Regions from separate parts of the Homo sapiens genome. Here regions 2 and 3 are each linked to region 1. The links are chromatin contacts, found by Hi-C or POLR2A ChIA-PET in ENCODE. All regions are on one chromosome and are shown on one strand. Each heading gives the region's core, a stretch centred on a gene start or an enhancer-like site at or near the end of the contact. The rest is flanking DNA. Distances are from core to core; before and after follow the strand shown. Region 1 has its middle 120 kb from the start of LINC02889. Region 2 has its middle 180 kb from the start of HDAC9. Region 3 overlaps LOC124901596 (a long non-coding RNA gene).

Region 1 (4,477 bases), core at 984-3,483:
GTGAAAATGCAGGTCTGATGCTCGGAAGGAAAGCGGGGCTACATCCATCAGTGCCGCATGCATCAGCCCAGTGATGAGGATAGCCGGGATGAGGGGGCTGTGGGTGATATCCTCCCCAGGGGAGTGGAAAAGAGAAGCCAAGGATGAATTCCTGAGATCTTCTACATTTAATGGAGAAGAATAAGAGTCTGAAAAGCATCTGGGGCAGTTAAAGAAAACCCAGGAGGTAGCGATACCATGAAAGCCGAGAAAACAGTTTCAAGGAAAAGGTTTGATTAACAACAGGGCCAAAACCACAGAAGAGTCAAGAGAAAGATGTCCTGTTAAACACATATATATATATATAGTTTTCTCTCTCTCTCTGTCTCCCTCCCTCTCTTCCCCCAGCAAAATACCTAATGCAAGAAGTCAAGATTGGAGAACCAAAGCATTTTTCTTCTGATCTTTAACCACAATCCCACATTATCCATCATTTCTTTAACTGTAAATTTCTATTATAGCTTCTTATCACAGTTTCTAGCCCATAGATTACTGTATTTTACAAATATATATATTTAGAAGCATATATATATGTAGAGAGAGAGAGAGAAGCAGCCTTACAAAATTAATTCTAATTATTTTCAAAATCAAAAGTCATTTCAGTTCTAGGTCAGAGCTCCCAGGATCGCCTATGAAAAGTTCTGAAGGAAAAACCTGGATAACATTTCTCTTTCCACAAGTCTCGCAAGGACATTCAGACCATCTGATTCATAACTCCCAGGAGATCAGGCTGATCCAGCACTTGTCCTTGTAAAAGCCGAAACCCTTTCCTTGGGATGCAGCAGCCTTATCACATGACCTCGGCTGGCCTAGCAGAGCAGGTGGGTGTGACATAATAAAATGCATTATGAAGGCCACCCTAGGAACTTTGGGAAGGGACTGGACTTGCCTCAAAAAGTATGCACATCCAGTTGGGGCGCAGGAGGGAGGAGGGGCCTGAGAGGGTAAATAAAGCCAGAGCTGCTAGGAGCTGAATTCCCTTTCCAGCAGCATCCTGAAGTCTTTGTTTCAGAATAAACTGGTGACAAGGAGAAAGGAGAGGAGGGGAGGGACAAGCTGGTGTCCTTTGGCCCATTACGTGCCTTTAGGTTTCCAGTGGTTCTCAGGCTTGCTACTCATTGGAATTACCTGGGGAGCTTTGAAAACCCTGGTATCCAGGGACAGGACCCAGACATTAGTATGTTTTTAAGCTTTCCAGGTGATCCCAATGTGCAACCAAATTTAGAACTTTAATACAACTGCCTAGCCTAGGATCACTCCTGGAATGTCCTGGGAGGGCATTCTCCAGACCCGGTTATCACGGACCCCTGGAGAGGGTCAATGGTCATCACAGAGTGCAGGGAAATTCCCTGACCTTGTCTCGTTAAGCAGTGCAAGCAGCAGCAGTTTCACAGGGCACATGACCCCCATGGCAGCCAAAAAGGGAATTAGCCACTTCAGCGGAGACGTTGCTTAAGGCAAAGGAATTTCCCCTTGTGCTCCTCATTTGCCCAAACAGAACACACGGTTTACTCATCCATTCTGAAGAAAGATTTTGAGTTCTCAAGGATGTAGTCATTGTTCTATAAAGCCTTACAATTTAAAGTGTGAGCCCAAAACAGGAGTTTTGTCATCTTTGGGAAGCTTGGTGTGAATTCAGAATCTCTGGTTCTACCCTAGACCTGCCCAAAACTGTGTAAATACTGCTGGACTGGATGGAACACAGGATGTATTAGAATATTTTTCCTGTATTTAAATGTACACAAGAAAGGAAGACATGCTCATGGATTGACACATCTTGAGAAAGACTTGGGAGAAAAAGACAAAACAAATGTGTCAAAAAGAGAGAATGTAATACACAACCTTGCTTCATTTGAAACTGATTTTTGTTGTTTGTTTTTGTTTCGTTTTGTTTTTTACTTACCACCAGGAAATAGCTAAATTGAGTAAGAACATCTTAAAACTTAAGGGAGAAAAACTGAGTGATCAACCAAAACCTCAAGAGGAAATAATTAAGAATTTCTGGGGGGAAAATAGTGATAGTCTGTGAATGAGGACCCTACCGTATTAGCGCAATAATTAATGAGCCTAAAAGACACTGGTTACCATATGACTTTCCCTAAGCCTCAATTTCTTTAGGTGTAAAACAATACATTTAAATGAATAATCATTGTGGTCTCTTCTTGCTCAAAATTTTACCATTTGAAGATCCTTGACATTGAATCAAATATCCAAACCCAAATGAAAATAATTGTGCACAGTTTTAAGGATTATTTTACCACTAGGTGGCAATGTTGATTAAAAAATGTGAGAAACCAATGTAAACATCATTTTATTGTATTTTGTGGCTGACCTAAATCTGTTTTCCAAGGTTCGGGACATCAAAAAATTGAAGAATTGCACTACTATGCACTCGAGACCAAGAACTGAAACGTAGATTTGGAAAATATTCAGTAAAGGGACAACTGGAAAGGAAAGAAAAGCAGCTGCCTGAGGTTGACAGAGACAGTGAAACGCAGCAGGCCAAGCATAGAAGCTCACGGGATGAATGACCAGGGAGGAAATTCAGTAAACCTGGGTAGCCAAAGGATTCCAGATGCTGGTAATGTCCCCAAGGAGATTGCTGGCCCTTCATCCATGCTTGGTACCTTGAGAGGGCCCTAGGCTAAACACATGCCATGAGCTCTGATTGCTGGCAAGCAAATCTCATCACAATTTTTCTAATTTGTTTTATATCTGATTCCTAGCTACTATCTTCAATGTCTGGCTATTCCTATGGATTTCTGATTTTGCTGTGCTCTAGGACATAGCACTTCGGCTGTCCCTAGGAATTCATGCTTCAACTGCACCGCCTTACCTTGCTTCTACCTCCTGGACCTCACACAAACGACCCTAACTCAGGCAATGTTTGCACACCCCCTCCAGATTCCATGTCTGCTAAAGCATCGCATCTTGAAACTCCACAGAACCACTTCAAGCAAAGAATTACCAATCGTTAGGGCTGGAAGAAATTTAGAGATGTCATCATACCATTCCCTTTTCATTTTCAAAATAAAGGGAAAGAAACAGATATAATAATTACTTAATATTTAATAAGTTCTTGGCTGAAGGAGATTTATTAACTCTTATAACAAAAGTTCCAATACAAGCAGCTCCAGTTAATTCAATGGTTCAGCAACCCTATCAGGGCCCAGGTTCCCTCCACTCTCTCAACTTTGCTGTCTGCAGTGGACTGCCTAAGATGCCTTTGCATGCCAAGAAAGCTGTCTCAGCTCCAAGCACCACATCCGGACACACCAAAGTCCAAAAGAATGGGTCATTTTCCCCTTGTGCATCTCTTATTTAAAAATGAGAAAAAGCTTTCACGGAAACATACCAACAGATGTGCCTTCACAATTTATTGACCAGAACTGGGTCACCTGCCCAATCCTCCACAAGTCACTGTTGAGAGAACGGAAGGATCATAATTGGCTTTGACAAATCAGATCTGACTCATGTGGAGAAGAGGTGGACATTGGCACAAAACGGGTACTGCCAGCATGCAAGAAAAGAAAAATAAATCTTGGGTAAGTGAACCAGCACTGATTGCTGTATTGGGGTAGTGTAACTAAACACTAGGACATCACTGTGTTCAAGAAATAGGAGAGATCAGAAAAGAAGGAATGGGCACTTGCCTGTACTACCACTTTGTTGGGAGGATGAGGCGGGAGGATCCTTTGAGCCCAGGGGTTCAAGGCTACAGTGAGCTATGATTACACCACTGCTTTCCAGCCTGGGCAACAGACTGAGGCCCCATCTCTTTAAAAGGTTAAAAAGAAAAAGCAAGAAAGAAAACAGGGGACATTCAGGCAACTCAGACTCAAAGAATATTCCTTTAGCATCGGATATTAGTCCCACTATGACCTTCACTAGTCAGCTGATAGGAAGCTGATAGCTGCTGCTACTTCTCACACATCAGCATACTTTGCTCAGATGTATGCATCATTGTTCACTTGTCAAGCTGTTATGAGCAGCAGTTTTTCACAATGAACCAAATGAGGATGGAAGTTCAAATTAGGCTCTTAATTTGTCATCCGTTGATTCATGCACTGAAATTGAGCAAGCATTATTGCATGCTGTGACCCCTCACTCTCACAGAATTTACACTCAATCATTCTGTAATTATAAAAGCCCTATTTGGTAGCTGAGCCGAGAGATATCAAGACTGAACAGAAGCTCTCCTGGAACTTTCTCTAAGCCGATGGTTCTCACAATTCAGGTGTGTATCAGAACCACCTGGAGGGCTGGTTAAAACACGGACTGCTGGGCTCCACCACCAGACTTGTGGATGCAGTAGGTATGGGATGGGGTCCAAGAATTTGCATTTCTAACTTCCAGGAGATGCTGATACAGCTACCCTGGGGACATCATTGAGGACTATGGCTCTAGGCGAGTCTGAAAGACTCCCAAACTGTTCAAA
Region 2 (4,477 bases), core at 557-3,056, 640 kb after region 1:
TGGACAGATCCTTGTGATGATGACTTCTGTCACAGATCACAAGAGAGCCAGTCACAAACTGGGTGTCTGCACTGAAGAGAGTCCTTTAGAGACTGAGTGTCTGATGGACCTGTGTTTGCAATTGTCTTTTTCTATTTATGTGACTTCGGAAAGTTACTACTGAGTTTTATTTCTTCTTCTCCTTAAAATGGTAATGATAAAAGTGAAAATACCTAGCTCATAGGGTGGTTGTGAGAATGAAATCTGAAAACATCTATAAGCACCCTAGCTGCATAAGAGCTATACCAGTTTTTCTCAAAATGTTAAGTACCTGTGAAGTCATCTGGAGATCTTTTTAAAATGCAGACACTGATTCATTTTATTTAGTTGATCTAGGGTGAGGCCTGAGATTTTGCATTTCTAACAAGCTCTGAAATGATACTGTGCTGGTTCAAGGGCCACACTTTGAGTCACAAGGTCCTGCACAATATGCATAGAAGAAATGTTCCTATTAATAGGAGCTGTTAAAGTTTGTATTAACAGAATATTTCTGTTGATAACTTTGCACTCAGTTTGGGGTTGTCTGCTGAAATATGTACATATAATGTATAAGTATTGAGAAATATGGCATTTAGAATCTTTTCATTGGGAAATAATGCATTCTATAATGGTTTTGTGCTGCATTGTGACAAAAAATAAATTTGGAGTCCTCTTTGGAATAAGATTCCATTAAAAATTCACCCATGTTGCCAGGTACGGTGGCTCATACCCATAATCTCCGTACTTGGGAGGCCAAGGCACATGGATTGCTTGAGCCCAGGAGTCTGAGACCAGCCTGGGCAACATGGCGAAACCAGATCTCTCCAAAAAAAAAAAAAAAAAAATTGGCTGGGTGTCATGGCGCACACCCAGCTACTCAGGTGGTGTATTCTCAGCTACTCAGGAAGCTGAAGCAGGAGGATCGCTTGAGCCCAGGAGTTGGAGGTTGTGGCGAGCCAAGATTGTGCCATTGTATTCCAGCCTGGGTGACAGAGCAAGCCTCTGTCTCAAAAATAAAAAATAAGAAAATAAATCCAGCACTTTGGGAGGCCGAGGCAGGCAGATCACGAGGTCAGGAGATCGAGACCATCCTGGCTAACACAGTGAAACTCTGTGTCTACTAAAAATACAAAAAAATTAGTTGGGAATGGTGGCGGGCGCCTGTAGTCCCAGCTAATAGGCAGGCTGAGGCAGGAGAATGGCGTGAACCCGGGAGGCAGAGCTTGCAGTGAGCCGAGATGGCGCCACTGCATTCTAGCCTGGGCGACAGAGTCAGACTCTGTCTCAAAATAAATAAATAAATAAATAAATAAATAAATAAATAAATAAATAAATAAATAAATGGCGCCACTGCACTCCAGCCTGGGTGACAGAGTGAGACTCTGTCTCAAAATAAATAAATAAATTAATTAAATTAAAATAAAAATTCAGCCATATTAAAAGACTCATGAGTGTAGTAATGAATGAAAGATGTGATTGAGTAACTTTGTATCATATGTTTATTTCTAGCAGCCAGATTTTCTTGACTAAAGCTATAATTAGTCATGGCTCTCTGATTATTCTAAAAAGTGAATTTATTATCTTGAGGGCGTTGCTCTTAATATATTTTGAATAATAAAATGCTGAAATTAAGTATGCTTGACTTGTGTCTGATAAATTTGAATCTTAAAACGGACTTTTGAAAATATAGGAAGAAAAACTGTATAGGAATATCCCGTCACTTGTAATGTTGACAAAAATAGTAGAACCTATGACTCACGTATGTATTTCCCAAACGTGAGTTGAGTAACTGGCTCCAGTTGTTACTGATGGCATGCCGTGCTTGTGCCATATCTGTGTTCTCTGATAACTGCTAAATCAACTGCTGCCTAAAGTAGTGTCAAGGCAGTGAAAAGCCTCTGGCCACCTGTGGAATTGTTTCGGGGGATGGGACTTTCTACTTTGGGGAAAATCTGTAAATCTATGGTGTAAGGCAATCCTTTGTGTTTTGTTTCTGTTAGACTACTTTTGTGTTACCAAAGTAGTCTAACAGAAATACTTAGTAGTCTAACAGAAATCCGTGTTGCCAAAAGTTCTTCATAAATTTTATTGCTCTGTCTTGCATAAATGGCCTGTATACAGGCTCTTTAAAATGGTTGGTAAGAGTGGAAATGGGAAGAGAGTCTTGCCCTACTTAAACTCCAGAAAATATGATAATGGTTGCCTGTAGGAGCTCTGACTAATCATATATTTTTTGATGACATGTGCTTGCCATCAAAACAGCATCAAAGAGAGAGGAAAAGAATTATATCAGAGCCTGGTTCATCCCAGTGTCCTGGCCTCCTAGGGAGGTGTTAGAATGGGATGGTTTTTTACTTGCAGCTGCAAGATACGCCAGCATCTCTTGGATCAGAGCCCTTCGTGAAGTAAGGGAGAATTACAATAGGACTGTAGCTCAGGCCAAGGGATTAATAGAAAGATTAAATTTTGTATGTTTTAATTCAATACAAAAATGCTACATAAACATCTGCCTTTTTAAAAAATATGAAATCCTTTCCATCTTGGTGATCAGCTTGATCAGCAACCACACCTCACACTTACTGTTTTCAATAACAAATGGAATGCAGATGGCATTTGTTTCAACGATAACTACAGACAGCAATAACTAATGAATAACTTCAGTGATACCTGGAGTCACCTGTGGAGATGGTGAAAATATTTAGAACTGACAATTCCTACTGCATTCATGGAAAAAGAAGTAAAGTGGAGTGGGGCCTCAGCATCTGGATTTTTAAACTGTTCTATTGTTGATTTGAATCAATTCATCATGAATTAGCAAGTTGCTAGTAAGTAGCATTAACTACTGATGATGATCAATTCTTTTCTTGAGAGACGAAGGCAGTAAACTATTACAGAGAAGGTCTGTGCTTTGGCTTCAAAGAGACCTGGGTTCATACTTTGGGTCTGTCACAGAATTATGTGAAATACCTCTTTTCCTCTGTTTCTTTATGTGATAAGGGGGGATAATACTCCCTATATCATAGGGTGGTGGAGGTTAAATGTAAAAACATAACGACTAGTATAGTGCTTAGTACATTACAGACTTTTGCTCCTCAAAGTCTCGCCCTGGGATCAGCAGTATTTGTATCACAGCAGATAGATCCAAGAAATGCAGTATCTCAGGCCCATTCCAGACCTCCTCAGTCAGAATCTGCATTTCCGGGGGATTCCTCTGTAACCTGTAGTGTGACAAGCACTGATACAAACAAACGTTAAATGTTTGTTAGCGTAGTAGCATTTACCGTAATTGTTGATTGCTTTTACAGTTCTGAGCTGATAATCTTAAAAACGCCATGATGGTTGAAACAAAAACACTTCGTGGTATTTATTTTCTGGTATTTTCTTTTTATTCATACTAACTAGAGTAGTTTCTGTTGCTGGTGAAGATTTGTTTGGGGTTCAGTAAAACTTTCAAAATCGCCTTTCAGATCTTAAGTATCTTTTAGTTATCTCCTTCTTTTTGTGTTTATGCATTTAAACATAAACTATAAAGCCAAAATGCAGTTTAAAATTAGGCACAATGTATCTACAAATAAAAGCTCATCTAGCAACCAATAAAATGGAAACTTGCAGATTCCCAGCCAGATTTTAAAAATCAGATCAAATATTTGGAAACTATGTTATTTGTTGACGCCTATAAATTTAAAAATAAGTCAAACAAATCTGCTATTCTTGCAAAGCCTAAATTTTATGAGTTCCCCATCATTATTGGAATGAGAAATTGCCATTGTAAACTCTGTGCTAAATTTACTTTCTTTTTTGACTTTTAAAACTCACCAATATATTGCTTGTAATTTAGCTCTGACAAAAACATAAAAAAGGCTAAATTTAAGAGGCACTTCTGTTGTGTTCCTCAAAAAAATTTTTAGCCATCCAACTTATGTATTTGTCATCTACAGCTAGGCTTAAATATTATTGAAATTATTGAAGGCTTTTGAAAGTTTCTTTGCAGTTGTTTAAAATAACAGCTTTGCCATTAATGGCAGGCAATCACAACATTCATCCAGTATTTTGATTTTTTTTTTCTTGGAGCACAAACTGAGTGAGAAAAGTAATTTTCTTTTTCACATATAGAATCTATTTTAGTTACTCTAGCAGGTTTTTGTTGTTGTTGATGACCAATTTTCAGGTCCAAATGTTAACCTTAACAATTCACAAGGGGTGGTGGGAACTAAAGATTTTTTTTCACTCTCTAGTCCAACTTACTTCAGCACCTGCTAGTCACTATAGGCAGCCTGACTTTTAACAGGCTCATCAGCAAATCCGTGGATGAAATGTCTTGAGGACATTCAACCACACTGAGGGGCCCAGTGATCATCAAGGATGCTTGCAGTAGCAGCCTATTAACTTCCTTTTATCTGCTTATGAGATTAATTTGGGTTGATCAGATACTTGATTGTACTGTATTTTTCTCCCTTCC
Region 3 (4,477 bases), core at 1,404-3,903, 590 kb before region 1:
TCTCCTGCCTCAGCCTCCCTAGTAGTATGCCACCGCGCCTGGCTAATTTTTTTAGAACATTTTTTGTAGGGACAGTTCTCTCTATGTTGCCCAGGCTGGTAGTGAACTCCTGGCCTCCAGGATCCACCTGCCTTAACCTCCCGAACCGCTAGGATTACAGGTATGAATCATGGTGTCCAGCTGCAACATTAACTCTGCTCCAACTGGACCTGAAGTGGAAAAAAATTGTTAACTTGCCTGTAGTATTTATTTTATACATATCTTCTACAGAAGAGATTTCAGAATTTATAGAAATATTTTAAAAAAATCATTTAGTGACAATAGAAATTTTAGTGTCATCTTCCTTATACATGCTTAAGCTCTTAAAATTTCATTCTCAAAGAGGAAATCTGGATGTAGATAATGAATATCATTAAAATGCGTATGTAGGAATTCTTGAAACTGACACTCGTTTCGGCAACTGGCAAACCTCCTCTACTGGAAACAGCCCTGGGCTAAGAGTCAGATGATTTGCACTCTGATTTACCAGCTAGAAACCTTGGATAAGAGACCTAACCTCCTTAGTCTTATATTCTCATTTGTTAAATGGATATGACCATATCTTCTTTAATTGATTTATGGGGTATGTTGTAAGCATTAAAATGATGAAGGAGGTAAAAGCTTTGTAGAACATGTATGCTATTTAGATACAGCCATTTTAACATGGCAATTTAGACTCAGTTGATCATTTTGATATTATTTAGCATAATTTTTAAAATAATGTATTGATTAGGAAAGATTTGGATAAATAGTTTAGAAAAACCCCACTAAATAATGATGGCAGAAACAATGTATTTTTCTCTCTGAAAAAATTCTCAGAGGTACCAATCCAGGGCTGGAATGGTGGCCCCATGATGCCGTCAGTGGACCAGGGGGCTGTCTCTCCTCTCCCTTGTCTTTGTATAGCTTCCATCCTTAACACTGCCTCAGTGAGTTCTAGCCACTTCATTTGTAGTCTCTGCAGGAGGAAGAAGGAGACGGAAAGGGTAAAAGGACTTCTTTCTCAGCTGTCATTCCACTGCAAAGCAAAGCATCTTCCTGGAAGACACACACAATGACTTCTGCTTGGCTACTCCAAGAGAGTCAAGAAAATGAGTCTTTAGCTGAGTTCATCAAGAGTTTACTGTGGTCTATAAAACAAATGATCAAACTTCTGCTTTTTCGTTACAAAAAAAAATAGTGAAAAGCAAATCTGTATCTCTTTCTTGAGACCCACTCTTCCCTATCCCTGAACCTCCCACGTCCCTACCCCTTCTCCCCAAGCTGAGAAATGGGACAGTAATGCTCAGATGGAATGAGAGATGGGCTAACGCTCAAAGATACCTCAGAAATGTGTACTTGGAAATAAAGAACATGTGTTTAATTTTTGACGTGGTCACTTTATTTGAAAATATTAAATTCTCATTTGTTAATTTTTTGGAAAATATTTATTGAACACCTACTCTGTGGTAAATATGACAGAAAATGTTTATACAGATGGTTATTTCAAAATGTAAGTGCATTAGAGATATTAAAATATGGCAAATTCAGAGCATAAATGAGGTGGGTACAGGGGCAGTATTTAGATGAGATGGTAGGAGGTAGAATTTAGACTGAAATCAAAAACCAGTTCTTTAAAAAATTGTGGTATTCCTACTATTAACACTGATGGCAAGCCTTATAACTCACTGGACACAAATGCATGTGAGGTCTTGTCACTTTGTTTCTTTTCCATGTAAGTCACTCTAGAATTGCCAGTGGTGGGTTATACAGGGGAAAAGAAATTATGAGAACCAGGCCCACATAAATATTTCTTCTCTTATTGTATTAATCACTTACCTACTGAACTAATTATCACTGCATGTGTTACTCTAATGTGATTAAACCATATTCAAACAGCATTGCTAATATCCCACGAGAAACTCAGTAAAACTCCCAACAGACCTAGGCAGTAAAAGGGAGCATCAATATAATCTTTTTCCCTGTTTTTACTTATGATGAAACAATACCATTTTGATTTTAAAATCATCTTGTTTTAGATTATGTATGAATGTAGTTATAGTATTTTTCACCAGCAACCGCTTGCCTTCTCTAAAGCTGACAATTCTTTTTTTTAGTATGAGGATTTAGATTCTATTTAAGTATTGTAACTATTAACAATAAAGTGACAGTTCCATCCAACAGCAGTCGTTGGGCACTTGCAATATACCATGTACTGTACCAGCACAAGATAAGACAAAAATAAAGTATCAGGAAAAAGGCTAGATTTCTTAAACCCACTTGCCCACGTCATCATGTTATATTTATGGGACCATGGCCACATACTGCCTAAACCCATTGAACCAAGAGTAAAATTTCCATTTCTACCTAGTCAACTTCAATCTATTAATGGCTCCTTTTTCAATGGGGAGAGTCTAGGTGCATTCACTTTAGATCATTATCTATGTTTGTGGAATCAATTTGTATCCATTTTAGACTATGGCCTATGCCAAGAAGAGGGGAGTTTATTACTTGCCTTCAGGGCTCTTGATTCATCTCCTTGCGTGAGCAGCCTGTGAGCCTGCCCAGTGTTTGAGAGGAAGCTCCTTGTATTGGAGCACATGTGGTTTGGCAGAGCCTGGTGTGAACATGTAAGTGCCAGTAACCAGTGCTGTGTTCCAACGCTGCATGCTCATTATAATCTCAGCCTGATCATTATCATGCCTCTGGCAGGGCCTGCTTCAAAGGAGCCTTGCTTGTGATTTGAGGGAAAAAAGCCAATAGAAGACACATCTAGAAAAACTGGTTGGCATTGCTTTGTGTGATTCAGCCCTGGATTATTCCTATAAAGGAAGAGAAGGCAGAGGAGGATGGTCTCAGACAATGCACCGTCATTACAGTTGGACGATATTGGGATGTTTCTGCTTCACATAAGCTTTTAAATAAATGCATATGCATTTATCCCATGATTGCCATGTGCAAACCACCGTGGAGGATCATGAAGATGTAAGACAAACATCCTGATCTTTGATGAGCTACAGTTTCATTGGGTAGACATGATCAATATACAGGAAAGAGGACAAAAAATGAGAATTTATGATAATGAAATAACTAATGAGGTTCATACTGTAATTGCTAGGAAGGCTCAGGCAAGAACTTTATTTTTTAAGGTTTACAGTGTACTTGCTTCATGTTTTGGATCAAGCAGAAGCACCACAAAATGTTTTCATAGGTAAATCAAGGGCAATAACATATTCATTCAACAAATACTTCTTGATGAAAGACTGACTTAATATTCACTCAGAGGTAGATTCCATAGAGTTAGAACCTAAGAGGAAATCTATTGTGACATATATTACTTGTGATATGCCAAGGCTTTGTTTTGCAAATTAAAATTCTTACAGTGCTAGACAGGGTGAAGGGTGATGACAGTAGCCACTGAGGCAGCCACTAATCAGCTCTAGTTCATTGTCATCAAAGATGAACGCAAGCTTAGTGTTGCTGAGTCTTCATATCATTTCAAGTGAAGCCAGAAATAAGAATTCTGAAATTCCCTAATATATAAAGCATTCATTTGTGGGTTGGGAGGAAGTGGTGGCTGTGGGCATGTGCCTGCTATTTCCAAGAGCCATCAATGTGCGGTGCTCTTGGCAGCAGTAGATCTCCATCCAGCTTTCCTCACCAGCTCTGGGCATCAAGGACAGGATTGTAATGTGTTTTAAGAAAACACTGCACTGGAAACATGCTAATCAATATGTAAAGTACCCAACCACTCCATACTAGATGTAAAATAAGAGATGTATTTGAAGGGGTTTTGGAAGCAAACATCTAAATGGGAAATAGAAGCAATTATCTTTCTAAATATCATCCTTAATAGTTTTTTCAATTTGGAAAAAAAGAAAAAAAAGCTGTAGCTGCCTTTTCTTGTTAGAAGTCTTACATGAGCTAATCTTTCTGATTTGCACAGATTACTATGTGGCAAAGCCTTGCAACTTGCTTTAAGCTTCTGTGTGTCAGGAAGGTAAGCAGGGATTTCAATTCTCTCATGGGCTCTTGAGTGGATAGAAGTGTTGAGTAACAAAACACACCTTTTCTTTGCACCTGCTTTAACTGAAGAATTCAGGAGGCTAAAGAAATCGGCTTCCCTTCCTTTCCCCATTCTGTAATTTTTCATCCACCAAATAGGATTGGATAATCAAAATAAATGATATGAGACCCTCATTTCACATTTTATGATAATATCCTCCAAAGGATGCTTGTTCACTCTTAACAGTATCTCTTGGTTACCATGACAAGGAAGAATGGGAAAACCACTCTCACATTGAAAGGAATCCCTTGTTTGTTTCGTTGTTTTGTTTTGTTTTGTTATTGAGTTGTACTACTGTTAACAAAAGACATCACAATGAAGCACATCTCATCTAATAACCCTTGTGTAGCTCTAGTCATGTTAGTGGTTCTGTAGCCCTGGTGCCATCCAAGC

What was found. A loop is a pair of places that touch in the nucleus more often than their neighbours do. ChIA-PET counts read pairs that join two places held with the same protein, here RNA polymerase II (POLR2A). Pooled maps may share reads with other maps.
Region 2: a map of HAP-1 shows a loop between it and region 1 (3-fold over the local background). The contact joins two enhancer-like sites. A Hi-C loop is called at or near these places in 7 of 168 maps with a recorded cell type or tissue (CD4-positive, alpha-beta memory T cell, Caco-2, GM12878 and 3 more), 11 of 37 single-sample maps with no recorded cell type and 15 of 50 pooled maps.
Region 3: a loop to region 1 is called in a map of mammary epithelial cell, with 2.1 times the contacts of the local background. The contact joins two enhancer-like sites. A Hi-C loop is called at or near these places in 1 of 168 maps with a recorded cell type or tissue (mammary epithelial cell). POLR2A ChIA-PET finds 5 or more read pairs at or near these places in 2 of 52 experiments (A549 and CD4-positive, alpha-beta T cell).

Annotation. Positions count from the first base shown.
Region 1 is chr7:17,678,763-17,683,239 of GRCh38, forward strand. No RefSeq gene overlaps it. Among named protein-coding and RNA genes, the nearest start is that of LINC02889, 120 kb to the left of the region's middle. Within about 2 kb of position 2,234, at least 8 of the 41 ENCODE cell types and tissues checked have a DNase peak (open chromatin) inside an H3K27ac peak, as active enhancers do.
Region 2 is chr7:18,315,790-18,320,266 of GRCh38, forward strand. It overlaps a transcript of HDAC9 not described here. Among named protein-coding and RNA genes, the nearest start is that of HDAC9, 180 kb to the right of the region's middle. Within about 2 kb of position 1,807, at least 2 of the 41 ENCODE cell types and tissues checked have a DNase peak (open chromatin) inside an H3K27ac peak, as active enhancers do.
Region 3 is chr7:17,092,523-17,096,999 of GRCh38, forward strand. The region is part of intron 1 of LOC124901596 (a long non-coding RNA gene); the gene reads right to left. Among named protein-coding and RNA genes, the nearest start is that of AHR, 200 kb to the right of the region's middle. RefSeq lists an enhancer at 2,490-2,634 and a cis regulatory region at 2,562. Within about 2 kb of position 2,654, at least 2 of the 41 ENCODE cell types and tissues checked have a DNase peak (open chromatin) inside an H3K27ac peak, as active enhancers do.